Regions from separate parts of the Homo sapiens genome. Here region 2 is linked to region 1. Evidence: read pairs that join two places in POLR2A ChIA-PET (ENCODE). Cell type or tissue: endothelial cell of umbilical vein. All regions are shown on one strand. Each heading gives the region's core, and the rest is flanking DNA. Links, peaks and the distances in the headings are about the cores only.

The links. Peaks named below come from ENCODE experiments on the same cell type or tissue, not always from the same donor. Only the 100,000 strongest peaks of a DNase experiment are listed, where the experiment ranks them.
Region 2: POLR2A ChIA-PET joins it to region 1 with 8 read pairs; 2 of 35 experiments call an interaction of 5 or more read pairs at or near these places.

What each region holds. Positions count from the first base shown.
Region 1 is chr3:195,581,567-195,589,805 of GRCh38, reverse strand. It overlaps APOD (apolipoprotein D), which reads left to right and starts at 5,866. Exons shown (of 5, transcript NM_001647.4): 1 at 5,866-5,928. RefSeq lists an enhancer at 6,246-6,415. In endothelial cell of umbilical vein, for the core only: no CTCF peak of the experiment used is centred there; a DNase peak (open chromatin) is centred at 5,535.
Region 2 is chr3:195,420,270-195,428,508 of GRCh38, reverse strand. The region is part of intron 1 of ACAP2 (ArfGAP with coiled-coil, ankyrin repeat and PH domains 2); the gene reads left to right. Among named protein-coding and RNA genes, the nearest start is that of ACAP2, 19 kb to the left of the region's middle. In endothelial cell of umbilical vein, for the core only: no CTCF peak of the experiment used is centred there; no DNase peak of the experiment used is centred there.

The sequences.
Region 1 (8,239 bases), core at 3,237-8,236:
GTTCTGCTTTTGCCCTTTGTCCTGTTCCCTCAGAGGCATGTGATCTTTGTTAGACCCTTATTAGTAGTTCTGCTTTTTGCCTTTTGAAGCATGTGATCTTTGTACCTACTCCCTGCTTTACATCCCCTCCCCTTTTGAAACCCTTAATAAAAAACTTGCTGGTTTGAGGCTCGGGTGGGCATCACGTTCCTACTGATATGTGATGTCACCCCCAGCAGCCCAGCTGTAAAATTCCTCTCTTTGTACTCTTTCTCTTTATTTCTCAGCTGGCTGACACTTATGGAAAATAGAAAGAACCTGCATTGAAATATTGGGGGCGGGTTCCCCCGATACCACACTGTGTCCCTTACAAATAAAGCAGGTGCTAAGGCAGGTGTTGTTAGCCAAGTGGATGTGTTCAGAAAAGACCCTCCACCATCATCAGAGCAGACCTATTTCTCCCACACATCTCAGCAAAGTACATGACTTGACCACAGTCACACAAAGAGAAAATCCTGTCTCAGCTTCTTCCTGATCTACACAGCTCCTTCATCTGGGTGTTTACTCTCTGCCTTCCTCTTGTTTCTACAGACACAGAACCTTCCTTTCTCTCCAAAGCCAGCACCTCCACCTGCACTCTGGATCCCTCCCCTCTCTCCTGCAGATTTTTCCTCTACTAGATCGTCCCTCTGTGCATGCTCTAAGCATCTCCCTTAACCTGCAGGTCTCTGTTCAACTACTATTTCTCTACTTTCCTTCACAGGTAAAGAGCATTGCTGCCTCCTCTTTCCCTCCTCAACCCACTCCAACTGGACTTCTGCCCTCCCTGCTCCCCCTGCCTCTTTTCTTGGCTCCTTCTTCTCTGCTCAGTCTCTGAAGGTTAGAGGGTACCAGGGATCTGTCCTGGGCATCCTTTTTTTCCATTTCTAAATGTCCTCCCTTAGTGTTCCCATCCAGTCTCATGGCTTTGAAGACCATGTATGTTCTGATGACTTCCCAATCTCTATCTCCAGCCCTGATTTTCCCCCAAACTTCACTTGAATATCTAATTGCTTTCTTAACATTTTCACTTAGATGTCTGATGGGGCAACTCAAACATAGCTTATCCATAAAGAACTTGAGTTCTTCTCCCAGACTCACCCTCCAGGCTTCCCATCTGTAGCAGCTGGCAGGTGCGTTCACCTGATTTTTCAACCTTTACATCTAAGAGCCAGTCTCGATTCCCGGCTTTCCTCATCTTCCACCTGCGGCCCATCAGCAAGTCTTGTCCACTTTATCTCCAAAGCACATTCCAAATTTGCCCACTTCTCTCCATCTGTATGCTAATCACTCTAGCCCAAACCACCATCAAACTATTTCCCAAATGACCACAGGGGCTCCTCAGCTGATCCATCTGTAACCATTTTATTCTCCATTCTTGATAGTCAAGCCCAAATAACCATGTCATGCTCTTGCCTAAAACCTTCCCATGACTCCTACTGTACTTGAAATAAAATTCAAGGTCCTCAAAGCAAGATAGATTCTGGTTTCTGTCTACCTCTCCACACTCACTTCCTCCTCACCTCTGCTCCAGCCAAACTGGTCTCTCCATTTCTTAAAAACTTAATGTCTGTTCCCACCTTAGGACCCCTGCACTGGCAGTTCTTCCTGGAACACTCTTCCTTTGGTGTTTGAATGACTGGTTCCCATTCATCACTCACATCTCAGCTGAAATGTCAGTATTCAAAGAGACTCTTCCTGACCACCAGACCGAAGTGGGCACCCTTCACTTCCTATCACGTCATCCTATTCTCTTTTCTAACCTCCCAGAGGAGAGTCACACAGATAGACAGGAAAAATAGGTACTCTCCCTCCTCAACCCACTCTAATTAGGTATTTTTCCTGTCTGTCTGTCTATCTCGCCTCTGGGAGGTAAGTCCCACAAGGGCTGAGACATTGTCTTTCTTCTTTACCACTATATCTGCAGGACTCAGAACAGTGCCCCGCACCCCCGTGTGTGTGTGTGTGTGTGTGTGTGTGTGTGTGTGTGTGTATACATACAGCAACGTAGTGTTGCTATATGTTGTTGAATGCGTGAATGAATGGATAAATAAATTAGTAACAGAGCTAGGACCAGAACCCAGGCCTCCTGCCCCCAGTCCAGTGTTCTTCCCTGCATGCCATATCAAGCTGCTGTTTTCACCAGTTTGATTGCTGTCTTCCTGTTGACCAGATGCTTGGCACCATTAAACTTTCAACTAGTTCCAGAGCCCAGTGAGAAGGGAAATGGCCACCAGGGCACAGGAGGGAGAGGAAAGAGGGCCTCTGAATGAATAATGAGGTCTATAACAAGCCCAGCAAGGACTGAGAATCTAGCATATTCTATTATTCATTCCATCATTCACGGAATATTTAGTAAACACTTACGTGTCAGGCATCATGTAAGGTGCCAGGGATAAAAAGACAATCCTACTTGGGTGGATCTGACCGTCTCCAGAAGGAGATGGAGGCATAAGCATAGTGTAATGAGTGAGGACAGGGTGACATGTGCCATGAAAACACAAAGCAGATGGGAGAACGCTGCGTGGGGTGGGCTAGGAATCCAGAAGATGACCCAGGGAGGGGGACATTTGAGCCGAGTCTTAAAGAGTGAAGGTGCACTACTGAAACCTCTCAGTCTGCATTTTCACACGAAAAGTACATTTGTGCGTCCCCTTTATTCTAACTGACAAAAGAAAAATCACTTTAGAAAGGCATACAGGATGACTCTGGTAGTTGAAAGAACCACTTATTAAGAAATAAAGAATTCTTCATCCAGAAACATGTTTTTTTAGGAGATGAGATAGTTCTCTATTTCTTGCCACAAAGAGTCCATTCAAATAACTGCATCTTCCCTGCGGGTCTGAGAGTGAAACCACTGAGGCAATCACCTCCATGATGAAAGATCATCACCCAACAAAGAACTGCTTTCCGGAAAAACCACAGACCACAGACTGTCTCTTCAAGAAATGCGCTGTCGCCTGTAATCCAGCACTTTGGGAGGCCGAGGCGGGCAGATCACGAGGTCAGGAGATCGAGACCATCCTGGATAACACGGTGAAACCCCGTCTCTACTAAAAAAAAAAAAAAATTAGCCGGGCATGGTGGCAGGCCCCCGTAGTCCCAGCTACTCAGGAGGCTGAGGCAGGAGAATGGCATGAACCTGGGAGGCAGAGTTTGCAGTGAGCCGAGATCCGGCCACTGCACCACTCCAGCCTGGGCGAGAGCGAGATTCTGTCTCAAAAAAAAAAAAAGAAAGGAAAAAAAGAAATGTGCTCTCAGGTAAAAGCAAGATTTTGCAGCAGGTGAAAGAATGAGGTAGATCTATGTGTACTGATATAGAAAGATAGATACATTGTTACATTAAAAAACAAGTTTCTTGGCTGGGCGCAGTGGCGGTGGCTCATGCCTGTAATCCCAACACTTTGGGAGGCCGAGGCGGGTGGATCACCTGAGGTCAGGAGTTTGAGACCAGTCTGGCCAACATGGTGAAACTCCGTCTCTACTAAAAATACAAAAATCACTTGGGTGTGGTGGCGGGCGCCTGTAATCCCAGCTACTCGGGAGGCAGAGGCAGGAGAATCACTTGAACCAGGGAGGCTGAGGTTGCAGTGAACCAAGATTGCACCACTGCACTCCAGCCTGGGTGACAGAGTGAGTGAAGGTCGGTCTCAAAAAAAAAAAAAAGTTTCAGAACATTGAATATTGTTATTATTACATAGGGATCTGTATAGAAAGATCTAGAGGAATAATTACAAACAAAATAATGCTTATCTCTGAGGTGTGGGATTATGAGGTGCTTACATTTCCTGAGTCCTGCATTTTGGTGCTATTTTAATTGTTTTGAACAAATGTGTATTTATTTTGGGACTTAAAAATAAACACTTGCTTAGAAGATAGGTCTGATTTGTTTTATGCTGCTTAAGAATTTGTTACTGGCTATACATTCCAGAAACATGTGAAGAGAGGATTTCCCTAAGGAATATATCACTTACCAATATTTACAGAAAAAATGAACTGAGACCTAGGAAGATCGTGTGGCTTTTCTCCCGCTGTGACTCCTAGACCTGGACCTTCAGCTCCATGGTTGCCGACTTCAGTGCTGAGGGCTAAAATACATAGATATCTCCAACTCCAACATACATATTTGGAAACTTAGGCAACAGTGCTTTGTGGAAAACTGTGCAACTGCTTAGAGGAGAGAGAATTTTTTGTAATAGGCTGAAAAGAGGCTAACTGTGTATTTCTTCAATGACAGGCAATTCTTGGTGGCAAATGTGATACAGGTGAAGAAGACAGAAACATACAGGCTAGTGCTTCTCCAGAAATACAATTGAAATCAAAATCGCGTGAATATTACCTCTGGGGCCTTTTGTATATCTTAGAAACTCATTAAGTTCTTTGGATAGCATCCATTTAATTTATAAGTATTTACTGAGCACTTAGTATGTGCTTAGCCACTGGGGCACAACACAGAGTCAAAGAGACAAACTCCTGGCACGCCTCAAGCTCCTATCCTCCTGGGGAAAACATACTAAGCAGGATAATGTATAAATAAAGGAGAGAATTTCAGGTAAAGATATAATGAAGCAGGGAAAGGGACAGTGACAAGAGTGCTATTTTTGAAAGGTCAGGAAGCTTTTTAGGGAAAAGTGTCATCTGATCAGGGACCTGGAGTGGGGAAGGGAGCTACACAGAGCTCTTAGGGGAGGGCAGCACAGGAGGTCAGCGAGAGGCAGGCCCTGGGTGGTAGTAGGAATTTCTTATGTTTCTGAAAAGGCAAAGAACATCTTAAAGAAAGCGCTCACAACGTTTGGGATGTTACGGATCTGTGTTGTTGTTTTCATGTTTATAGACTCAGTGCTGTAAATGTATCTCTGTTGCTTACATATTTTAGAATGAATTTCATTTAGGAGTCTAAGTCTACTACGAAGGCACTGCCTTATCTAAATGTCTCTAAACATACCTCCTGCCTATCACAAAGACATAGAATCTCACTCACAAGAGTCAAAGTTGTTCATTCCACCAGGAGAGATAAGGCTGGACCAAAAGCACCCCTGGGTTTAAGTCCACACTCCCCACCACCCCGGCCCCCACCCCCAAGCAGTGACAGACTGTCTTGAACTTCTCGCTGCAAGGGTCATAAAAGGGACAGAGAACAGAGCGACAGAAGATGTCTTCTGCATTCTCAACTTTTAGCCCCAGTTGTTAGAGAACTGGTATCTCCCCTACACGTCTGGCTCTGGTGGAGAAAGAATGACAGCCCCTACTTACAACGAGGAGACTGTGGCTCAGAGAAGTTAGGGGGCTGCCCAGGATCCTGGAGAAAGCCAGCTTTGACTCATAACCCTCGCGCCATTACCTGACTCCCATTAGTGGAGTCAGGAACTCCATGTTCCACTTCAGGAAATGAGCTTGTTGATTTTTCATTTACACAAAAATGAAAAATAAATACCAGATGTTTGAAAACATGTTGCAACACGTCCTGCTGGAACTTAAAAGTGCATTCTGACCAAAAAAATTAAATTAGAAAATCCACATAGCAAAAAAAAAAATGTTTTGGATGAAAATATACTTTATCTTTCTCTCACACATACTCTCTCTCTCTCTCGCACACATACCCACACACACACACACACACACACACGCGCGCGCGAAAACAATATCTCATTTCTTCTTCAGGGAGCAGCTGTGAAGGAAATCGGGGGAGGAGGATGGACACAACATCCCATCTTTGTGTTTCGATACAGACTAAGCTTTTAGGCCAACCCTCCTGACTGGATGGGGGCGGCGGGCGTGGCATGCATGAAAAGTAAACATCAGAGACCTGAAGAAGCTTATAAAATAGCTTGGGAGAGGCCAGTCACCAAGACAGGCATCTCAAATCGGCTGATTCTGCATCTGGAAACTGCCTTCATCTTGAAAGAAAAGGTATGTACTGTAGTTTTAAGCTTTTCATTTATGATAATAATGTCTAAAATAGAAACAGTCTAGACTCTCCATTGCCCCATTTCAGCTACATATAACTACCACTGATTGAGAGCTTGTGCCGGTAGCTTTAGACTTGTTCTCATTTTTCCTCAAACAAATGTACAAGGTAGGTATCATCAGAGCCATTTTTCCAGTGATAAAGCTGAGGTTCAGATACACTAGCAACATGCCTAAGATAAAACCAAACCCAGTGTGAACTCATCCCAGCGTCTTTTGCTTACCCCTCCAAACTGGACAACGAGGTGTTTCCATGCACAAACACCGTCCTAGGTGAATTCTCAGCAAGCTGTCCAACGGTGCATCGCAGTAAAATAATCTGGAAACTGGAATTAATGGTGTGACTAGAAAATGCATTTGACAATATGGCATAAAATATTGTGTTTGGGAGATACGTGTCTTGTTATATTTAATGGCTAAATGAGTCTTTGAGACCTAATGACTTATTGGAACCTATTTTATTTTATGAGGTGAAATTTCAAAATCTAGTCCTTCACGTTCTGCAGATCTTTGAGGTCAGGGGCTGTGTCCCCAGGCACTAAGAGCGCGGGCTTGTGGGAGACCTAGGCTTACATTCTAGCCTGTCCCCAGGCCTAGGCTTACACTGTGGCTTCGTAGTTTACCAGGAAGTAACCCGGGCAAATTCACCTCGTTGGTATGAAGAGAGTGTCAGCAGAGGTCGCCTCCAGAGGAGGTGCTGTGGAGACTGAGCGCATAGCACCCTTAAAATCCTGGGACCAGGGCTTCTCCACGGGTAAGCTTAATGCAAGTGGAGCAGTGATTTCCAGCTAGTGCCAGGCCCAAGGTGGATGCACTGTCACCTTAGTTGGATTGCTTTTTAATTACCTCATATTCTGTTAAAAATCATATTTCTTTTTTTTTTTTTTTGAGACGGAGTCTCACTCTGTCACCCAGGCTGGAGTGCAGTGGCGCGATCTCGGCTCACTACAGCCTCCGCCTCCCAGGTTCAAGCCATTCTTGTGCCTCAGCCTCCCAAGTAGCTGGGATTACAGGACTGCACCACCATGCCCAGCTAATTTTTGTATTTTTTGTTTGTTTGTTTTTGTTTTGTTTTTTTGAGATGGAGTTTTTGCTCTGTTGCCCAAGCTAGAGTGCAATGGTGTGATCTTGGCTTACTGCAACCTCTGCCTCCCATGTTCAAGCAATTATCCTGCATCAGCCTCCCGAGTAGCTGTGATTACAGGTACTTGCCACCACACCTGGCTAATTTTTTGTATTTTTAGTAGAGACGGGGTTTCGCCATGTTGGCCAGGCTGGTCTCAAACTCCTAACCTCAAGTGATCTGCCCACCTCGGCCTCCCAAAGTGTTGGGATTACAGGCATTAGCCATCATGCCCGGCCAAAAATAATATTTAAATTATACTTATTTTGTAAAGTATTTAAACTCCTCATAAGAACAATCTTCCTATTGATATCAGAAGAAGATGCAAAAATATATGTCGTATATAATCCATATGTTACCCAAAGTCTTAAGTACACATTAATAACATGCTCAATAAGTAATGAGTAAATTAGAATGAAAGGACATTGAAAACTATAATGGATGCTGTCCGCCCTTTCTCTCACAAGGAGTTTTTTTGTTGTTGTTGTTTGTTTGCTTGTTTTGAGACGGAGTTTTGCTCTTGTTGCCCAGGCTGGAGTGCAATGATGCAATCTCAGCTCACCACAACCTCCACCTCCCGGGTTCAAGCAATTCTCCTGCCTCAGCCTCCCGATTACAGGCATGCATGTAATTACAGGCAGCATGGGATTACAGGCATGCACCACCATGCCCAGCTAATTTTTTTATTTTTAGTAGAGATAGGGTTTCTCCATGTTGGTCAGGCTGGTCTTGAACTCCCAACCTCAGGTGCTCCACCTGCCTCGGCCTCCCATGGGATTACAGGCTTGAGCCACCGCACCTGGCATCACAAGGAGTTTTAACCACAGGAATAAAACTAATGTAACCAAGAGGCATCTTTGGAAGAGGGTCAGTCAAAGGGGTTGTTCTGAAATCCTCCTACTGAGGTAAAGAATCTGTTTCAGCTCACAAGAGAGCATTTTGTCAGAGTAAGATGTAGAACTGACTTTTGTTGCAGTGTCATGTGGTGGTGAGACTCATCAGGTCACAGAGGTGGGGGGTTATTGAAAGGCCCTATGGCGGTGCACAGAAGAAGCAGATTCGGGGTGCTGCAGACAGGAGAGGGGGAGATGGAGCTCGAGTCCCAGCTCTCTGCCCCTTCCAGGCCCCAGC
Region 2 (8,239 bases), core at 1,041-6,040, 160 kb after region 1:
ATTTGTGTATCTAAACATATCTAAACATAGAAAAGGTACAGTAAAAATATGATATTATAATCCCATGGGACCGCTGTTGTATTTGTGGTCTGTTGATTGGAATATGACTGTGTGTGTATATATATGTATAGACCTATATATATGAGTGTGTGTGTGTGTGTATATATATATACACACACACCTATATATATGAGTGTATATATATCTATGTATGTATACCTATGTATGACTGTATATATACATCTATATAATATATATACCTATATATATGACTGCATATATACATACATATAATTATGACTATATATGTATACATGTATGTATATATATACAGTCACATTCCAGTCAACAACAGATTGTGTCATATATTCTATTAAGTTGTTATGACATAATACTGCTTAGTCCTGTTTTGGACATGTTGATACCCTGCTTTTCTGGATTATTGATAATTTGGTAACAATTTTATGTTACTTTTCTAGAGTTTAGACTAATTATCTTTTAGACGTGTGTGTGTATATATATATATATGCATCTGTGTGTGTGTATGTATACATACAGACACAAGCACATATAATTGAATGCACCTGTTTTTTCTTTTTTTTGAGATGGGGTCTCACTCTGTCACCCAAGTTGGAGTGCAGTGGTGTTATCTTGTCTCACTGCAACTTCCACCTCCCAGGCTCAAGTGATCCTTCCACCTCAGCCTCCTATCAGGGAACACAGGTGCACACCACTACATCTGGCTAACTTTTTGTATTTTTGGTAGAGATGAGGTTTTGCCATGTTGCCCAGGCTGGTCTCAAACTCCTGAGCTCAGGCTGTCCACCTGCCTCAGCCTCTCAAAGTGCTAGGATTACAGGAGTGAGCCACTGCGTCCGGCCTAGATATGTTTAGATACACAAATAACATTGTGTTAACAATTGCCTACAGTATTCAGTAAAGTAATATACTGTACAGGTTTGTATTCTAGGAACCATATAGGCTATACCTTGTACCTTAGGTGTGTAATAGGCTACACCGTCGAGGTGGCTTGTAGTCTGTGATGCTTGCCCAGTGAAGAAGTCATCTAACAGTGCACCTCCGAGAAGGTATCACCTTTGTTAAATGATGGATGACTAGCTTTTTATTGCCGTTATAGCAAATTACCCCAAACTTAGTGGCCTAAAACGACACAAAATGATTTTACAGTTCTGGAGATCACAGTTTTGATACAGATCTCACTGGGCTAAAATAAAAGGCCAGTTGGCAGGGCTGCATTCTTTTCTGGAAGGTCTAGGGAAGAATCCTTTATTTTAGTTTTTTATACCTTGCCTTCTCCAATTTCAAAGGGCTGCCCATATTCCTTGGCTCATGGCCCCTTTCCATCTCCAAAGCCAGCAGTGGTTGTGATACTCCCTCTTCTATCCTCCTCTTTTACTGATAAGGACCCTTGTGATAATGTTGGGCTGACATTCCAGAATAATCTCCCAATCTCAAGGTCAGATGATAGCAACCTTAATTTCCCTTTGCCGTGTAACCTAACGTATTTGCGGGTTCTGAGGATTCGGATGTTGACATCCTTGGTGGGGGCGGGTGGCGGGGGGCATTATTTTGTCTACCACAGTCCACCCCCTGGCTCCCCAAAATTCACCTCTATTCCACATGCAAAACATATTCACCCCATCCCAATATCCTCAAAAGTCTCAACACTGATTTGTAATCTTGCCAAAGATCTAATCTGTGCTCATTGGTTTACATATGACCTTATAATCATAGTGCAAATTTTGGTGGCTTTGCTATTTTTAATTTAATAGTATAAATGTTTAATATTGTTAGGAAGTTTTTTCTTTTTTCTTTTTTGGACTACTCAGTTGCCGTAGTGAGAAAGGGGAAGAGTAGAACTAGCCAGGAAGGTTTTATGGCTAAAAAAAGACTGCATCGTATATTCTGTGAAGTTGTTGTGACATAATACTGCTTAATCCTGTTTTAGATGTGTTGATACCCTGCTTCTCTAGATTATTGATAATTTGATAACACTCTTAGGTTACTTGCTTTTCTGAAGAGTTTAGACTAATTATCTTTTAGAATGGCCCCCTTCCTGAATTTTTCTGATTGTTTCCTTGGGACAGATACAGTTTAAACTTTTTTGGCACGAATACTCATTGGTGATGATGCATTGTGTCATCTCCACCTGGAAACCCAGGATGTTTGCCTGTCTTCCTGTTGGGAATGCAAGGTTTGACCACTGGAGTCATGGGTAGGAAAGGGTGGATAGCAGGTGGTGGTGGTTGTGGGGAGAAGCTTGTAGATTAAAGCCTCAGGGAGAAAGGAGCTTGATCTTCAAGGAACGGAAGGAAGGCCGATAGGGTTGGAGCAGGGTGTGCAAGAGGAAGGGATGGTTAAGAATTAAGATCAGAGGTAGGCAAGGATGAGGTCATGTTAGGCATTATAATTCATCTGTAGTGATGAGTTTGGATGTTATGGTTAGTGCAATAGGAAGCAATTAGAAAGCTTTTAGCAGTGGTGGGAGATAAGGTTTATGTTTTAAAAATATTTTGAGTACTGTTTGATAATGGGCTGTATGGGGGAAGAGTGAATGCAAAGAGACCACGCAGGAAGCCATTGTAGGAAACTAGTTATCAGGCTGGGCCAGGTGAGAGACAACTTGGGAGATAGTTGAGAACATTTTTTCATAGCATCAAGAAGAGTTGATGTTGAATTTTTTTATAGGGAATTAGAAGAATAAAAAAATCGCATTTTTGGCTTTAGCAGCTGGGTGGATGGAGATTCTGTTTATTGATAAAGAGGAAGACAAGGGAAGAATAGGTTTTTTTTGGAAAAAAGTCAAGAGTTATATTTTTTACATGTTAAGTTTGAGACACCTAGTAGACACTGAGGTAGAGTTGTTAAATAGGGCTGGCATTGCTGTGCAGCCTTGTGTAATTTACTTTAAAAACTGATGTGATCCCATCCTATATTCACTTTTAGATGGTAAACTTTTTGGGACACAGACCACCATGTCTTTTTATTCCTTTGTTCTTGAGCACGATTTCTTGCACACAGTAGATAGGCAACAGGCTTTTACTACCAATAAGTACTTTCTTAAAATAGTTATACATTCTCCATTTTCACATAACATACTATAATTTTTATTTGAGGAATTTTTCTGTTATTGTACAATTGATGAATTGCAAAACGATAAGTAATATATGACACCTGGGGTCTTATTTAAATTTCCTTTTACAATGTAGTAACTAAGTCAGTCCAGAATCGTTAAGTCTTGATGGGTAGTTGTCATAATTCTTGAGAGACTCTGACTAGTCTAAGCTACCAGGGTATTTTTATATGAGGGCTCTAAGGAAATGTTATATTTAATTTCACAAACATTTTGACACACTTAACTATTCAGATGATACTTTTAGTTGTATAGCAAATTTAAAAAATGTGTTTGATATCCTGCTACCTCAATCAACTCTTTTTTTTTTTTTTTTTTTTTTTTTTTTGAGACGGAGTCTCGCTCTGTCGCCCAGGCTGGAGTGCAGTGGCGCGATCTCAGCTCACTGCAAGCAATCAACTCTTAAAACCTTTTTTTTTTTTTTTTTTTTTTTTTTTTTAAGACAGGGTCTCACTCTATCACTCAGGCTGGAGTGCAGTGGCACAATCATGGCTTACTGCAGCCTTGACCTCTTGGCTCAAATGATCCTCTCACCACAGCCTCTTGAATAGCTGGGACTGCAGGTGTGTGTCACTGTGCCCAGCTAATTTTTTAAATTTTTTGTAGAGACGAAATCTCACTGTGTTGCCCAGGCTGGTCTTGAACTCCTGGGCTGAAGCTATCCTCCCATCTTGGCCTCCCCAGGTGGGATTATAGGCGTGAACCACCGCACCTGGTCTTAAAATTTTTTTAGTTGACTAAAAAGTAGTCAAAACTGGCCGGGCGCGGTGGCTCACACCTGTAATCCCAGCACTTTGGGAGGCCGAAGCAGGCGGATTGTCTGAGGTCAGGAGTTCAAGACCAGACTGGCCAACATGGTGAAACCCCGTCTCTACTGAAAATACAAAAAAAATTAGCTGGACATGGTGGGCAGGCGCCTGTAATCCCAGCTACTTGGGAGGCTGAGGCAGGGGAATTCCTTGAACCAGGGAGGTGGAGGTTGCAGTGAGCTGAGATCACGCCACTGCACTCCAGCCTGGGTGACAGAGCGAGACTCTGTTTCAAAAAAAAAAAAAAAAAAAAAAAAAAAAATATATATATATATATATATATACACACACACACACACACCACACACACACACACACACATATGACCATTCTAAGTATTTTATATATATTAAATCATTTATTCACAACTCCGAGATATATGCTATTTATACTAGGGGACAGAGAACACAACTATTAAGTGGTAGGAGGGGATTTGAACTCTGTCATTTCTGCTCTGAATCTTGAACCATCTTCAGTAGAATCTAAGCCAGGAGTTGGTAAACTATGGCCTGCGTGATTTGTGGATATGCATGCTATGTAGTCATACAGGGACCCACCCTGAGAAAGGCCCTGTGCTTGGTTTGGTTCTCTGCTGTTACTATTTTGAAATTCTTAATAACTTTTAAACAAGAGGCTCCATTGTTTTTTTTTGTCAATAGTCCCTGCAAATTATATCATCATTTCTACATGTGTGCTAAGTTTTTACATTTTAAAGTTTTAAAAAAAATTTCATGACACATGAAAATTATATAAAATTTCAGTGTGTGTAAATAAAGTTTTATTGGAATATAGCCATGCTTATTTATTTACATATTGTTTATGGTTGCGTTTTTTGCTACAACGGCAGAGTTGAGTAGTTGGAACAGGGACTGTAGGGCCTGCAAAACTTAAAATAGTTACTCCTTTTTTTTTTTTTTTTTTTTGAGACGGAGTCTTACTTTGTTGTCTGGGCTGGAGTGCAGTGGTGCGATTGCGGCTCACTGCAACCTCCACCTCCCAGGTTCAAGCGATTTTCATGCCTCAACCTCCCAAGTAGCTGGGATTACAGGCGCCTGCCATCACACCCGGCTAATTTTGGTAATTTTAGTAGAGATGAGGTTTCACCATGTTGGCCAGGCTGGTCTGGAACTCCTGACCTTAGATGATCCGCCTGCCTCGGCCTCCCAAAGTGCTGGGATTAGAGGCATGAGCCACCATGCCCGGCCGAAATACTTGTACAATTAACAGATCCAAGAAAGGATTGTACAGTGAACATCTGTCTAGCCTTCATCTAGAGTTACCGGTTGTTACTATTTTGGCACATTTGCTTTATGTGTGTCTCTATCTCTTTATCTTACATGCATGTATAATAGGTATATAAAATACATCTCACATGTACTTTTTTTTTTCTGAATCATTTGAAAGTTTGACCTGCAGCTCGTAAAAATAAGGACATTCTCCTACATAACCACATTTATAACACTAAAAATAATTTCATGTTGAAATGTTCCCATTTGTGCCTGTTATGTCCTTTATGACTAATTTTACTAGTTTTATTCCTTTGAATCAGTATTCCATCAAGGTTCATGGAGTGGGTTGCTTTTTCATTACATTTAGCCAGCTGTTCATTCCTGTTTCTTTTAATTCATCATATCATTGGAATGATTTAAAAATCATGAAAAATTTGGATTATGGTGGAGCCTAGGAGAAGTCTCAGTCGTATCTGAGGCCTTGGATTTGAAGAAGGGCCAAATCATGCAAGATATTTTATGTCATGTTAAGGATTTTGGAGGCTCATCATAGAAAACATAGTGAGAAGCTCTTAAAGAGATGTGACATGTTCAGATTTGCATAGTACATATGACATTGACTTTTAACCTGGGCAACATGGCACGACTTTGTCTCTACAGAAAATTAAAAAAAAAATTAGCCAGGTGTAGTAGTGCATGCCTGTAGTTCTGTAGCTACTGGGGAGGCTGAGGCAAGAGAATCACTTTTGAGGCTGCAGTGAGCTATGATCGACGCACACTGCACTCCAGCCTGGGCAACAGAGCAAGACTCCATCTCTAAATAAAAAAGAAAACAAAATGGACTTTTCAGGCAAAATATTTTAGCATGTCACAATATGGAACAAAAAGATACAACCTTGAGGAAAACTAAGTGTAAAAATACTTTCAGAGACAGTAAGGGAGAGTCAATCATGAAATGAGAGTGAGACATTAAGGATTTTTTGTTATTATTATGTGTGATAATGATAAAGAGGCTCTGTTAAAAAATCTTATCTGTTAAGGATCAATAAAATAATACAGCATCTAGGATTTGCTTTAAAATACATCAGTTAAAAAAAGGGACAGGAGTATATGAAGCAGGAATGGCAAAGTTCTGATCATTGAAACTAGGTATTGGGTACAAGGGAGTACATTATACACTTCTCTGTTTTTGTGTCTTGATTCATTTCATAAGAGGTTAAAAAACATAACCTCTGATACCTCATTTTTTTTCGATACACAAAAAATGAACTGGAAGGTTAACTTGTATGTGAAAGTTGTCTGGTATCCAAAACTTCCATTTTGGATATAACAGAATAGCAGAAATGTTCTTTATATAATAGTGTCAAGATGTATATAACAAAGGAACTTGTTTCTAAATATTTGGTTAGGAAAAGAATTCATAGCAAGAATAACTTACTATATATTTCTGAATCTCTTGAAAAGAACATATTTTAAGGTATTTAGAAATAATCTTTCCAGGTGAAGTATGAAAGGAAATTAAAACAAAAATCTTGCTTTTACAGTATTCATTTAAAAACTCAAATCTTTTAGGTATGGAAGAAAACTAACTGTGACAATAGAAAACTTCCGTACAAATTACAAAACTGTTTAATTCAAACCACCACTCACAATTGTACAGCAACTATTGTAGAGGAGATTTCTTGCTCATCAATCAGCTATTGTGTAAGCAGTATGTAATCTTTCCTATGACTACAGCACTAATGCATTACTAGTACTGCTTTCCTATGATTCCAACAAATACAAACAATGGCATCTCTTTTGGTTTGAACGCAGCAGCTGTATCCTGGCGACAGGTGCTAGTAGTGATCATTGAGGTAAAAGTAAGACACTGTTATGAAGGTAGAGTTTGATCCTAAGAAAGATAACGGATGACTTTGTGTCAAGATCTTTGCCTTCTATATTATGAATGTTTTCATTTGGTTTATTTTAATGTTTATTTCATCATTTGAGAAGTCAAATAGGCGATGCACATCAGAATCACCTGAGGAGCTTCTTCCAAAATGCCTTTGTTTGGACTCTGCCCCAGACCTACTGAATGAAAACTTCTAGAGGTGAATAGGACTCAGGCATAGATACTTTCAAAATGCTGTCTAGGTGATTCTGATGTGAACCTTTAAGGACCACTGTTCTAAAGGTCTCAGAATTATCAGGCTGAATTACATATAATTCATTATATATAAACAGATAATAATAAAGCACAGTGATTTTTAGTCCTTTCCTCTGTTTAACCTAATGGTTAAAAAGGCAAGGCATAGTTTTCCATTGGCTGTCTATAACCCTATTCCTTATTCTATCACTATAGAACAAGTAAATCATTCAAAATTGCAATAGGGCCAGGTGCGGCGGCTCACACCTGTAATCCCAGCACTTTGGAAGGCTGAGATAGGTGGATCACTTGAGGTCAGGAGTTGGAGACCAGCCTGGCCAACATGGTGAAACCCTGTCTCTACTAAAAATACAAAAAATTAGCTGGGCATGGTGGCTCGTGCCCGTAATCCCTTCTACTTGGGAGGCTGAGGCGGGAGAATCACTTGAACCTGGGAGCTGGAGGTTGCAGTGAGCTGAGATGGCGCCACTGCACTCCAGCCCAGACAGAGCAAGACTCCATCTCAAAAACAAAAACAAAATTGCAGGCCGGGCGCAGTGGCTCACGCCTGTAATTCCAGCACTTTGGGAGGCCGAGGCGGGTGAATCACGAGGTCAGGAGATCGAGACCATCTAACACGGTGAAACCCCATCTCTACTAAAAGTACAAAAAATTAGCCGGGTGTGGTGGCACGCGCCTATAGTCCCAGCTACTTGGGAGGCTGAGGCAGGAGAATGGCGTGAACCCGGGAGGCGGAGCTTGCAGTGAGCCGAGATTGCGCCACTGCACTCCAGCCTGGGAGACAGAGTGAGACTCCGTCTCAAAAAAACCAAAACAAAACAGAACAAGAAAAAGATATAATGAAAATGAATAAAATAATTCAAAAAGTCCTCCAAGCGTGTGTATACATTAAATAAAG